Linked DNA regions of Homo sapiens: regions 1 and 3 are each linked to region 2. The links are chromatin contacts, found by Hi-C in ENCODE. All regions are on one chromosome and are shown on one strand. The core of a region is the stretch at or near the end of the contact, and the rest is flanking DNA. Distances in the headings are between cores, read along the strand shown.

What was found. A loop is a pair of places that touch in the nucleus more often than their neighbours do. Pooled maps may share reads with other maps.
Region 1: a loop to region 2 is called in a pooled map, with 6 times the contacts of the local background. The contact joins the enhancer-like site here to the promoter of TXNDC9 in region 2. A Hi-C loop is called at or near these places in 1 of 168 maps with a recorded cell type or tissue (chondrocyte), 2 of 37 single-sample maps with no recorded cell type and 9 of 50 pooled maps.
Region 3: a map of endothelial cell of umbilical vein shows a loop between it and region 2 (4-fold over the local background). The contact joins the enhancer-like site here to the promoter of TXNDC9 in region 2. A Hi-C loop is called at or near these places in 2 of 168 maps with a recorded cell type or tissue (endothelial cell of umbilical vein and naive thymus-derived CD4-positive, alpha-beta T cell), 2 of 37 single-sample maps with no recorded cell type and 5 of 50 pooled maps.

Annotation. Positions count from the first base shown.
Region 1 is chr2:98,635,412-98,639,752 of GRCh38, reverse strand. MGAT4A (alpha-1,3-mannosyl-glycoprotein 4-beta-N-acetylglucosaminyltransferase A) reads left to right here. Exons shown (of 16, transcript NM_012214.3): 13 at 3,158-3,236. Among named protein-coding and RNA genes, the nearest start is that of UNC50, 29 kb to the right of the region's middle. Within about 2 kb of position 1,877, at least 4 of the 41 ENCODE cell types and tissues checked have a DNase peak (open chromatin) inside an H3K27ac peak, as active enhancers do.
Region 2 is chr2:99,334,858-99,338,923 of GRCh38, reverse strand. It overlaps TXNDC9 (thioredoxin domain containing 9), which reads left to right and starts at 2,591. Exons shown (of 5, transcript NM_005783.4): 1 at 2,591-2,685. EIF5B (eukaryotic translation initiation factor 5B) reads right to left here and starts at 1,535. Exons shown (of 24, transcript NM_015904.4): 1 at 1,335-1,535. The coding sequence starts at 1,369. RefSeq lists enhancers at 1,337-1,446, 1,153-1,654, 1,667-1,776, 1,797-1,876, 1,887-1,936 and 5 more and a silencer at 1,107-1,266.
Region 3 is chr2:98,755,729-98,760,395 of GRCh38, reverse strand. No RefSeq gene overlaps it. Among named protein-coding and RNA genes, the nearest start is that of LINC02611, 14 kb to the left of the region's middle. Within about 2 kb of position 2,160, at least 27 of the 41 ENCODE cell types and tissues checked have a DNase peak (open chromatin) inside an H3K27ac peak, as active enhancers do; they include endothelial cell of umbilical vein, where a contact is called at or near this core.

The DNA of each region.
Region 1 (4,341 bases), core at 628-3,127, 700 kb after region 2:
GTGATTTATAATAGATTTTTGTGTGTGTGCCTGACAGATGTGGGGACACAGTGGGGCCCAAAATGTTGGGCTTTAAATTACATGTAAAACAACTCCATAATAAAACGAGTATGTTGTTTTCAGATGTAATGTCAACATTTAACACGTTTGGTGAACTTCATTGGTATTTCTGGACTTAGTATATCTAGTATAATTTTTTAATACTTTTTTGCGGAACTCTCGAAAATCTCAAATTAGTGTTTATGTCTTTATCCTGGTATGTCCCTTGAAAATTGATCTGGAGCTAGTTGATTAGCCCAGCAATTTGGTTGAAATGATAAATTTGACAGAGTATGACTATTCTTAGTCAATAGTTTTACAAATGCTAGGTTATTTTCGGTACACCAGGGAGAAATTTACAGCCATTTTATGTTTTTGAGCATTTATGTTCATTTTACAAAATTTAGGACTTTCTTCCTTTTTTTTTTTTGAGACAGTCTCGCTCTGTCGCCCAGACTGGAGTGCAATGGTGCAATGTAGCTCATTGCAACCTCCACCTCCTTGGTTCAAAAGATTCTCCTGCCTCAGCCTCCGAAGTAGCTGGGATTACAGGTACCTGACACCACACCTGGCTAATTTTTTTGTATTTTTAGTAGAGACAGGGTTTCACCATGTTGGCCAGGCTGGTCTCAAACTCCTGACCTCAGGTGATCCACCCATGTCTGCCTCCCAAAGTACTGGGATTATAGGCGTGAGCCATTGTGCCTGGCCTGTTTTTAATTTAATAGTCGTGATTCCTTCAGTCCTTCTTCAGGTTTGGGTGTGTTCCCCAGATTGGCAGTGGCATACTTAAAGGAACATAGTTCCCCACTCTGTGGTGTTTCCTTTTATGTGTCCCAATGGGAGGGCCAATTTGATTTTTAGAATCCACCAGAAATCATTTTCAGTAATTCTATTTGAGGTGGTCAGAAACAATTTAGAGCTGTGATACAATGTTACTAATTTTCTTTTGTTACTCTAAACTGATTCCAAAGAGGAATTCAAGTTTTAAAAGTGTTTTAAGCATTGGGAATACCACTGGAAGAACATACAGAAATAGTTTTGAATAATATTTTGCACTTGCATGAGCATTTATTTGTTTTGCTGTTAAAGTTCATTTTTATACTATTAGTAATACTCTGCACTTTGAGATATTGTTTACCACTCAGAGAGCCAGCATAGAATTAGAAACAGCATAGATGTCCATTAGTATGTGTTTGGTTAAATAAAATGATATTGCCACGCAGTGGAATGCTGTAAGCAGTCATCAAAAATATTGACGTAGATTAGTATGTATTGACATGAAAACTTTCTTAGATATATACTAAGTGGGGTGAAAAGCAAATTTTATAACTTTATAGAATATCCTTATAGATCATTTTATAGATTATGGCATTATATGTGTATAGGATTCTAGAATATATAGCATTCTATATAGAGAGTATAGAATTATAGATTATAGAAGGATTTTTTGAAAAATAAAAACAATGTTTTACATATATTATGTACATAGAACAAATCTGCAAAAAATCTATTAAACTGTTAATAGAGGTGAGATAACAGGGACAGTTTCACTTGACTTGATACATTTATTTTGTGTGCTTTTTCCCTCAACAATCAATTTCTTTTTCTTAGTCTTTGACTTTTGAGAAAGTATAGATTCACACGCAGCTGTAGGAAGTAAAACTGAGACATCCTGTGTACCCATCACCCCACTTGCCCAAGGGGAGCATCTTGCAGACTGTGGTTTTGACACAGTATATCAAGATAAGGACCGTTTCTATCACCCCAAGAATTCCCACGTAACCTTTTACAGCCATATCTACTGGCCCACCGCTGTAACTGTATCGTAACCATACTGTGACTGGCTGAGCATTTTGAATGTGCGGGGGACTTTTTGTCAGTTCTCCTGAACTGATTGGAGCAGTCCTCTGAGGTAGATGGGACTGTCTGCATTATAGAAGAAACTCAGGCTCAGAAAGCTGAGGAAACTCGTGAAAGGTGACAATTCTAGTAACTGAGAGACCCAGGATTTGGACCCAGGTCTTTCTGACTCCTAAGCCTAAACTTTTAACCATGCAACTGAACTAGAGTTAGGTTTAGATTCAGACATACTTTGCATGTCTGACCTAGTTTCCTCCCTTCCCCACACCCTGAGAACGCATACGCATACTTACTAGTTTGTTTTCAGAGTATCAAAAACAGAGTATTATACTCACACCCAGAAAGTATTTTAGATCTGTCACCATATATCGATAATTAGTCATTCTTCAAATGCTTTTTTAATATTGATATTCAGATATTTTAAGAGGTTAATTTACTTTTAGTCTACTAATATTAAAGTTATTTGTATTGGATAGAACTAGTCTTTGTTTCTTTTATTATTATTATTTATTACTATTATTATTATTATTATTTAGAGATGAGTTCTTGCTGTGTTACCCAGGCTGGAGTGCAGTGGCACAGTCACGGCTCACTGTAGATGAGACCTTCCAGGCTAAACTCAAGCAATCCTCTCACCTTAGCTTCCTGAGTAGCTGGGACTACAGGTACATACCACCATGCCTGGCTAATTTTTTAATTTTTTTGTAGCGACGAGGTCTCACTGTGTTGCCCAGGCTGGTCTTGAACCCCTGACCTCAAGTGATCCTCCTACCTCGGCCTCCCAAAGTGCTGGGAGTACAGGTGTGAGCCACCACGCCCAGCCTAGAACTGGTCTTTGGACATGCCATGACTACTGGTTGTCCTAGTGAAGTTTTTTTCTGATATAAGATACAGCAGTATTATATAGGTGTTATAATTTTCTGGGAAGAGGGTTAAATATTTAAAGCATTATAGACAGTGACATAAAACTCATCCTTTTTGAAAATATCTAGGTACATTATTATGTTAAGCAGCAAACATAATTGTTTCTGACAGAAGGAATGAACTTATCACCTAGGAGTCATGCTCTTAAGTTTCTAAGTTCCCTACAACCATTCAGAACACATACTGTGCAGTTATTAGAAGCTCTAGCGTTGTCAACTTTGCTTGCTTAGAGTCTTGTGTAGAAAAGCTGACTCTGAGGTAAGGTCATTTTCTTGAATCTTTGTAAAATCTAGCCCGACTTGTGTTTTTATTTTGATGTTTGTATTTTCAGTTATTTGTTCCATAGCGGCAACCAAGAACATCCTGGAGATATTCTGCTAAACACAACTGTGGAAGTTTTGCCTTTTAAGGTATGACTGCTATTTCCTCTTACCTTTCCCTAACAACTAATACTAGTAGACTTAGCTTGAAGCTTTTCTTGTTTTTAAGGGGAAAGAAAATTCTCATGATTTGCAGGACTCAATGGTGAATAATATTAATTTTTTTTGAAATATGAAGCACTTTTATATTTGACGAGTGCATTTGACCCATTCATAGAAAGAGCCTTCATTTTGTTTTATCTTGGAAAGTAACAGGCCACACCCGGTGGCTCACGTCTGTAATCCCAGCACTTTGGGAGGCTGAGATGGGTGGATCATTTGAGGTCAGGAGTTCAAAACCAGTCTGGCCAACATGACAAAACCCCATCTCTACTAAAAATACAAAAATTAGCCAGGAATCGTGGCATGCGCCTGTAATCCCAGCTACTCGGGAGGCTGAGGCACGAGAATCACTTGAACCTGGGAGGTGGAGGTTGCAAATAATATGAACGTTTCTACTAGAAAAAGAAATGAATCGTATTTTATTTTATTTTATTTTATTTTATTTTATTTTATTTTTTTGAGACAGAGTCTCGCTCTGTCACTGGCTGGAGTGCAGTGGTGCGATCTTGGCTCACTGCAACCTCTGCCTCCCAGGTTCAAGTGATTCTCCTGCCTCAGCCTCCCGAGTAGCTGGGAGTATAGGTGCGTGGCACTATGCCCAGCTAATTTTTGTATTTTAGTAGAGACTGGGTTTCAGCACTGGCCAGGATGGTCTTGATCTCCTGACCTCGTGATCCACCCGCCTCGGCCTCCCAAAGTGCTGAGATTACAGGCATGAGCCACTGTGCCTGGCCTGAATCATTGTTTTCTTTAGTGTTTACTTGCTGTTTGTATTTTGAGTCCAAATTCTATGTGTTTTTAATGCCTGTTAATTAATACACAATTTAATTTATTGGTCTCTAAGGAATCCTTAGATTTCTTTCAAGTTAACTACACAGTTCTTCTATAGTTTTAATAGAAAATACTGTTCTGTTTAATTGATTTAATGTTTCATTTCCAACCACCAATATATTATATACAGATTCAAACGATGGCTTAAGAAAACATCTTTTATTATTAATCTAATAAGTTTTTTAAAGTTCAAGACTGAGAT
Region 2 (4,066 bases), core at 1,342-3,841:
ACACACACTTCTAGTAGGTGGGATGAAACCAAGCAGGTCATGTGCTAACAATGGTTGAAGGCAGGTAATTAATACATAAAGGCTCATTATACTCAGTTCTCTATTTTCTAGAGACAGCTGAACATTAGCAAGGAAAAAAGTACCCTATACATCAAAAATTCCTGTCAAAAGTACAGAAATTTGTGTTCCCCTACATCACCCATAATCCTTATTTTCTCATTCATCTGGTTTAACAATAATTCAATTCTCCAAACCAATTAACTTCCTCCAATAGACCTAAAACTGAAATACAAGACTATCTTTGTTGTCTTTTAATTCTACTCATAAGCTAGTCAAACGCTAGGTGAGAAAACGATCCAGGCTTCCAATTTATAATTAGTAAACTTATTTTAACTTCAAGACAACATATCTGTTTTGAGTCAGACTGATGAACTAGCACTAGTTTTTTTAATTTACCTTACTCTCCGCCTCGTATTTAAGTTTGGTGGGTAGTGTACGAACGTGTAATGTAACAGATGTTGTTCACTCCCAGGAAGTCAACTCTTTCCATCATGAGTAACAGAACTCAATCGAATGTGACACACAGAAATGTCTCAAAAATCTCTAGGTAAGTAACTCGCATATACCCTTATCCTCCCTCCCCAAAGCATTGCAGGTGGTTAGAAAGGAGCGACCTCGGTTGGTTGGTTTCTTCTTCTTCCCTTCCTTTCTTAGGGGAAGGCTAGAGAGCAAAGAAACGACAAAAAAAAACAGGCCGGAAGAAGGAAAGCGAAAAGCATGAGGGCTGGACAATCAGCCCTTAAATAAACGAAAACTGTATCCAAATCAGATTAAGTTGAGAGACAGCGAACTGCTAAACACCTCCCCATAACTCTAACGTACCTGAAACCGCGAGTAGAGAAACCCGGCCGTACATCACATTCAAGCTCCCTTCCCTCCCAAAGTACTCACAGGTATAAGAGGCATAAAAAGAACTTCCCCACCCTCGCCAAGAGTAGCGCGGAAAAAAACTCACACTGGCCTGGGCCACGCTGGCGAAGCCGCCTGACCCTCCCCGCGCGACCAGGAACCCTCAAATGACTACCCCGCTCCTCAGGCCGGGGAAGGGGTGCCGGGGGAGCGAGGCTCGACTGGGAGGACCCGCCCGCCGTCGAGGCCCTACGTGCCCACCCGGCCCGGGGGCTTGGGCCCGCTCCGCACACTCTGGGCCCAGGCCTGGTACCCCGCGAAGCTCATCGCGAGCCCAGACCCCGGTCCGACGCCGCGCCCGGCGAGACCCGCACACTCCACTGAGCCACGGCGGCCGCCGCCGTACGGACCCAACCCCTATCTACCTGTCTTCGCTCTTGTTTTTCTGTTTCTTCCCCATTGCTTGTCAATGGCGCTCGTGGCCCCAGCCCCTCTATTCGGTCTCTCACAGACCCACTGTCTCCCGGCTGACTTTGGTCTCCGCTCAGCTCTTTTCCCCTCGTGCTGCCGCCGCTCGCACCCGGCTCTCCACAGACCCGCGCACTGGAACAGGACACATATGGTGTGAGTTCTCAGTGCGCAAGCGCATCGCCCAGCCGCCTCGGCGTGAGGACGCAGGGCGCGGCTCATCGAGAGCTGCGCTTCGGGTAGAGCGTCTCCGGTTGACCGGCCGACCAGGCAGCAGCCCGAGCGCCCCCTGCCCTCAAGCGTCCGCCACGAGCCGACACCCGCGGGTTTTCCACGTTCTAGAACCCGGAGGTGGACAATGAAGCTGTCAATTTCGCCACCTCACCCCTCTCCCAACGGGGAACGCACGCTTCGGTTCAGGAGTGGGCTTTGGGCTTCCCTTTATATCTTTGTATTCTCAGCCGCACGAAGTTCAGTAAAGAACCACAACGAACCAATAGAGTCCTCTGGGGGTTTGCGAGAGAGATAAATTCAGGACAAAATAGGGACCTCTCAGTAACATCCATGCATTATGCATTATGTACAGTCACTGAATAAAACAGAACAGGACACAGCCGATCAATTCCCTAACATAGGTCTTCAGCTTCACCCTCAAAGCGAGGGCGAGTTCTAAAAATTCCTGTGTTTCGAAGAGTCAAGAGGGGACCTACAGGGGTGGTGGAAAATGTTCTATATCTGGATCTGGCCGGTGATATTTTGGGTTTTAACTATGCAAAAGTTAATTGTGCTGTATATGTTTATGCCTCGACTTTAGGAAAAATGTTAACAAAAGAAAACAAAAAAAAGAAAAATGTTCATTCAACACTAACAGAATGGAAACGCAGTTCAAGCGTCACGGCTGAGCGAGAGCACAGCTGTCTCATTTCCAGTCTGGCGCACTGGACCGTGAATACTGAAGCACGCTCCTGAGAAAGTCCGGCCACGACAGCCTGCGCACTAAGAAACTGCAACTCCCACAATGCTTTGCGGCCTTCCAGTTCGGCCGTGTACCCGGAGGAAAGCAAGGGTCGGACACCTTGGGTTCCGGGCTGCTGGGCGGGAGGCGCACGCGCAGAACTGTTCGCCACCCGACCGCCCGCCCCTTCCTCTGGCGTCCAAGGTGATATCGCGCGAGGTTCGCAGCCAATAAGGAGGCGGATGTGACGGCCCGTTTGCAGCCGCCGGCAGCTACTGCAAGGCAAAAGCCGGAGTGGACGTGTCTTTTGAAACTGCTGCTCTTTCACTTCTCAGGCGTCACCGAGAGCTCAGGTGAGGCAGAGGGTAGTGAGAAGAATCCGACCACCACGTCCGGGTGCTGGTGAACATTCTGCTGCTCCACATCCGGAGCGGAGGAGGGGCGCGGCCCCAGCACCGGTGTCGGTGTCCTGGCAGAGGCTCTTGCGCAAGCGCACCAGGAGGCGTCGAAGTTGGGGCCACCGGGACTGTGCTTTCCTCTGTTTCCCCGGGCGCAGGGAGTGGCCGGCTTGCCATTGGGGAGGTACCTGGGGTTCAGTTAAGGACCAGGCCCCTTGATTGTTTTGGCGGATACCTGTAAGGGTGTCCAGGAAATGACTAGGGAATTTGAGGACGCGCTGTGTCCCGTCCCACCCTTCCAGCGGAGCTGTAAAAAGGAAGAATCAGAGGCTGTGGTTTGAAAAATGAAAAGCTAACGAGGGGTTGCATCGTCTCTTTACCCCATTCTCAATGCTCTGACCACCAACACCTACACCCAGAATAGCTCTTCTTAATCTCGTCTTTTTCCAGTTATCCCATAATTAAATTCTGGGCTCATTCTATAAAGTTCCAGGGTAGGCATTCTCTGTGCTTATCCCTGGAGCACAGCTTCCAACGTTCAATTCAGTATCTTATTATCTTCTCCTTCCAGCCCCCTCACTGAGGGTCACAGTCCTACTGACATTTTTCTTGGGCGATAGGGAGCGTGGAAATCTTTGCTGTGTTTGAAATACAGCACCTTTCCAATTTTATAGCACTCACGAGGAGCTTACAATTTGGTTTTTTAGACTCAAATACTTTTGAAACTTAACAGTGTAGTAATTTGAACAGAAGTCAGGCACGTGTTCATTCAACGTTAAATACATGTTTATTGAGTACCTGCTGTGTTCTATGGAGATACAAAGATGAAATCAAGTATGCTTTTCAAATCCTTTTCCTGTAAAGAAAAAGGAATCAGAATTGAAGTTTGCAAGAATATTTCTCTTCAGCTCAACGTTTATAGAGGGCCTGTGTGGGTCAGAATCTGTGTCAGAAGCTGAGTGAATGAATTCACAGTTTGTTGTGAAGTTTGGGGTGCTTCAGTATTATTTGCAAATGTATCATAGTTCATTGATATGCAACAGCCTCCTGCTTTGATAGGCAAATTATAAATCATTTCTGCAGTAATAACCCTGAGATACACATAAACTTGCCCTCTAATTGTTGGTATAAAATTTCTCGTACAAAATACTCCATTTCTTTTAAAAGAAGTAAAATTTTGGCCGGGCGCGGCTGGCTCACGCCTGTAATCTCAGCACTTTGGGAGGCCGAGGCGGGCGGATCACGAGGTCAGGAGATCGTAGCCATCCTGGCTAACACGGTGAAACCCCGTCTGTACTAAAAATACAAAAAGAAATTAGCCGGGCGTGGTGGCGGG
Region 3 (4,667 bases), core at 911-3,410, 580 kb after region 2:
ACAGTGGTCACTGTCACACAACAGCAGGGGATCTATGGGTGCAGGCAAGTGGCAAGATGACATATGTGAAATCATTAAAGTTGTATCTCAGATCCAGATGACAAGGATTGTTAAAGGCTGTTTGCATAACCATATTCAATTTGGGGTGATGCAGAAGGGGTATTCAGGGTCTGGTCAGCTCCCACGGGAGGCTTCCTACAACCTGCCAGGCCTTCACCTGGGCAGGCAGAATGCTAATGCCACCAGCTAGGAGGATGTTCTCAGAGGGACGGAGGAGATGGCAGCTTCTCCAAGTTGATCCCTCAAAACCATGACTTCTCTGAGATTTGTGTCTCAGGCACTCGTTTGCAATGACTACTGTAGCAAAATGACTAGGCACGTGCAAAAATGCTGCATCCAGCTTGTTTGAACAATTGCAGTTGTTCAATTTCATTCAGACCAATTAGGCTATATTTTTAGTATGATTATTCAAAGCATTGGTACTCCTTAGACAAAATCTTAGCTAACAAAAGTTAGCTGGAATGAAAATTTTACAGAAAGTAGAATATCTTTGTTACCAAAGGGAAGTTTATTTTGATAAAATTAAAAAGGCCAGGTACAGAATAACATGCAACTTAAAACTATCACGAGTGGGACAGTGTAGACGTGAGAAGAAGATGCCTTTGGGGCCAATGGGCCTGCATTCACATTTTATTTTTGCCACCCTTTTCTTTGGTGACTTTATTACCTTTAAAATGGGAAAGATACACATGTACCTTCCAAGTTACAGGACGGATTTACATTCTTGGCACCATAAATATTAGTTCCTTTTTTTTCTACATCAGTGAGAAAGGATGTGGTAAAACAGGGGGAAAAAAAATAGGCAAGGCCTTTGTGTTTTTGCTTTTTTTGTGGTCTAATTTCTTTTAACAAATAACAGTTGTTTTTCTGATTAGGAAAGTAACACATTCATTGTAGAACACTTGGAATATTCAGAAAAAAATGTATTTTTTTTTAAATCGCCAGTAATTCTACCACCAGAGATAAATACTATGAATGTTTTTGTTTGCACTAAGCACACCTATGTGATTGGGATAATATTATTACCTAAAGTGTTGTGTTCCACTTTTCATGCATGTGCTCTTTTTACATTCTATTTTATTTTGAGACAGGATCTCACTCTGTCACCCAGGCTGGAGTGCAGTGGTGGCATCACAGCTCACTACAGCCTCAAACTCCTGGGCTCAAGCAATCCTCCCACCTCAGCCTCCCAAGTAGCTGGGACCACAGGTGTGCACCAACACACCTGGTTAATTTTTTGTATTTTTTGTAGAGACAGGGTCTCACTGTGTTGCCCAGGCTGGTCTCCAGCTCCTGGCCTCAAGTGATCCACTTGCCTTGGCCTCCCAGAGTGCTGGGATTGTAAGTGTGTACCACTGTGCCTGGTCTGTACTCTCGTTTTTAAAAAGACTCCTCAAAAACGTTGGAATTTTCCTTATTTTAAAAATACTGTTGAAGAACATAACTTAATGGTTATATAATAATATTTCACTATATTGCTGTACCATGTTTTATTTAGTCCTATTTTTGGACAGCTAGGCTGTCTCCAAATTTTCTCAATACAGAAATTCTACATAATATTCTTGCACACAAATTTTGGTCCACATCTGTTGACGTCTTTAGGATAAGTTCCTAAGAGTGGAATGAGCAACTCTAAGGGTTTTTTAAGTGGTCCTGACTTATATTGCTAAATTACTTTTCCAAAAGATTATGGTAGTTGATGGCCCTACTATGAGTGAATGGTAATTTTTGTACCGTCTGGTCTCAGAACCAAACCATCAGCTACATTTTTAAAATAATGAATTGAGAATGGATGAATTGTAGGCACATATGGGGGTTCTATTTCTCTTTCTATGGGACTCTAGGTATGATTTTCCCATTTTTGTAATTAGGATATACGGCTCCAGGAAATTGAGAGTGAGCCAGATAGTTTCTGGAGAAGTCAACTGTACCGAGGCCAGGAAACACTAGTCATCCCTGAGGGTCAAACACAGTTATGTACTAAGAATGAGGAAGTCCCACACAAAGTGGCAAGATGCTGGGTTAGCCCACAGTCTTAAGAGGGAAACCTGTTCCAGACATGACTTCCGCCCTTGGCAGATGAGGCTTCTGGTTGCCTGCCAATTATAACTAGCTAGAAACAGCATCACGGAGAAACAGTAAAGCAACAGCAAGGTGGCGGCTGGAGACTCGGGCATGAGGCCCAAGGCCAGGAGAGGAGCAGCGGGTGGGAAAAGCCTGAAGGAGGGGCTGGGTCTAGACCAGCTAGCAATCCCACAGCAGCCAATAGCCCAGCCTGCTGGAGAAGAGATTTCTAGAAATGCAAAAGTTTTCACATGCAACCACGAAAGCAGTTCACGGGCGTTCCTGGCACTGTCAGGAGGAAGTCAGGATCACACAGGGTGCACCTGGAAAGCAGCTGCCCTCCCCAAGTTTGACCTGGGCTAGCAGCTGGTACTGCCATGTGGGCTCTGGGTTTTATGAAGTTGCAACACCAGAACCAGGAATTTGGGGAAGATAAAATAGAAACAGAGAAAATATTTATATTTATTTAGACGAGAGATGTGCACAAACCACAAGCCCTGGAGATGCAGGGCGTCTAAACCATTGCCATTATTTCAGTAGCTTTAGGAGAGTTCGCAAGGTAGCTAATGATAAGAAACAGGAGAAAATCATTCTCCAACCCTCACAAACGAAAATGTCTGATCCGAGCACCCGTGGCTGTCTCACTGCTTAACCCTTCCAAAGAATAAACATGAAGTACTCTTCAGTATGGCTATGGGAAGAGCACATCCTGTTGCATTAGGAAACTTTAATTACTAAGTTTGATAAATCAAAGGTTGTCATTTACATGATACATCTTAACTTCAGCAAGAGGTTTAAACTCATCTCACATAAATCACTCAACAACCAGAAAAATACGGTCCTGATGTTGGCATGAGAGAACACACAAAGAATGTTTTCAAAGGCTGATCTTGGGCCAATATAGCTTAAATTTTCATCAGTGATGATAGAGGAGGGTGCAAGAGTAAATGAATAAAAGAGACAACCCAGTATGGGGTTAAAACAGTAACTAGCCATTGAAGATAGGGGGAAGTGAGGGGTAAGTCAACAGAAATCAGTAGTATAGACATATAGAATGAAGTTTGATAGCATCACTTGCCTTTAAAAATGAACAAATTAAGAAAATAACAAATGGAGTGAACACACAGCCTAGTAAAACATTCACTGTCTGGAGTCTCCAAGAATAAGCCACCCTAGGAAGCTAGGTTTCCCATCTGAGAAACCTTAAATAACTAATCTTAGGTTTCATCCATTCGTAATGGAAAGTTTTCAAGAATGTGTCACTCATTTCTCTGCTTTTTTAAAGAATGTGATGGGCCGGGTGTGGTGGCTCGCACCTGTAATCCCAGCATTTTGGGAGGCCGAGGTGGGTGGATCACCTGAGGTCAGGAGTTCAAGACCAGCCTAACCAACATGGTGAAACCCAGTCTCTATTAAAAATACAAAATTAGCTGGGCATGGTGGCACATGCCTGTAATCCCAGCTACTCGGGAGGCTGAAGCAGGAGACTTGCTTGAACCTGAGAGGCAGAGGTTGCAGTGAGCCGAGATTTTCCATGGAGTAAATTTGCTCCATAACTTGTATACGAGAATGATCTAGGGTGCCTGTAGGTTCAGGCAAGTGAGTAGCTAGATTTAAAGTATGCCATACTTTAAGAGTTACATCAGGAGTGTCTAGCAATAAAGCCTGATATTTTAATGAGTCCCCCTGTCATCCACTGGTGTCTTTTAGTTTCTAGGACTCCTTGTACTTGGTGTGGGGTTAAAACCTCCAGATGTTGTCTTAAAGCCAGTTTATTGTTTCATCTACTAAGGCAGTTGCTGCAACTGCCCTGAGGTATCCAGGCCATCTTGAAGTGACATGGTCTAGTCGTTTAGAAAAATATGTCACTGGTCAGGGAATAGCTCCCAATTTCTGGACAAAGACACCTAGGGCAGTGCTTTGTTTTTCAGTCATATAAAGGAAAAGCGGCTTATCAAAATTAGGGATCCCTAGGGCTGGGGTTGATCCCAATTTCTCCTTGAGAGTTTTAAAAACCTGTTCACAATTACTATCCCATTCAAAAGGACCTACATCTGCTCCTTTCAGAGTCTCATCAAAAGGCTTGCCTATATGCCCAAATCCAACTACCCATAAAGAGCAGAATCCTGCCATCCCTAGGAAAGTCCACAGGTGTTTTCTAGTTTGGGGTTTTGGAATGTCCAAGATAGTTTCCCTTCATTCTGGTGTTATTGTCAGGGGTTGGAACTTATTCTGAGTATTTAATCTCTTGAGTTGAAATCTGGGCTTTGTGTGGTGAGACCCTGTACTTACTAGTTCCCAGAAAGTTTAGTAACTGAATGGTATTTTTGTCCAAGTTTCTTTTAGTTGAGCTAGTAACCAACAAGTCACTCACCTATTGGGTAATAGTGTTTTTACTTAATTGTACCATTTTAAATTCTCTAGGTAGTGCATTTTTAAACAGATTAGGGTTGTCCCTAGACCCCTGGGGAAGAACTGTCCAAGTTAATTAAGAAACTAAATGGCTATCAGTATCAGTCTTTTCAAAAGTAAAGATGAATTGT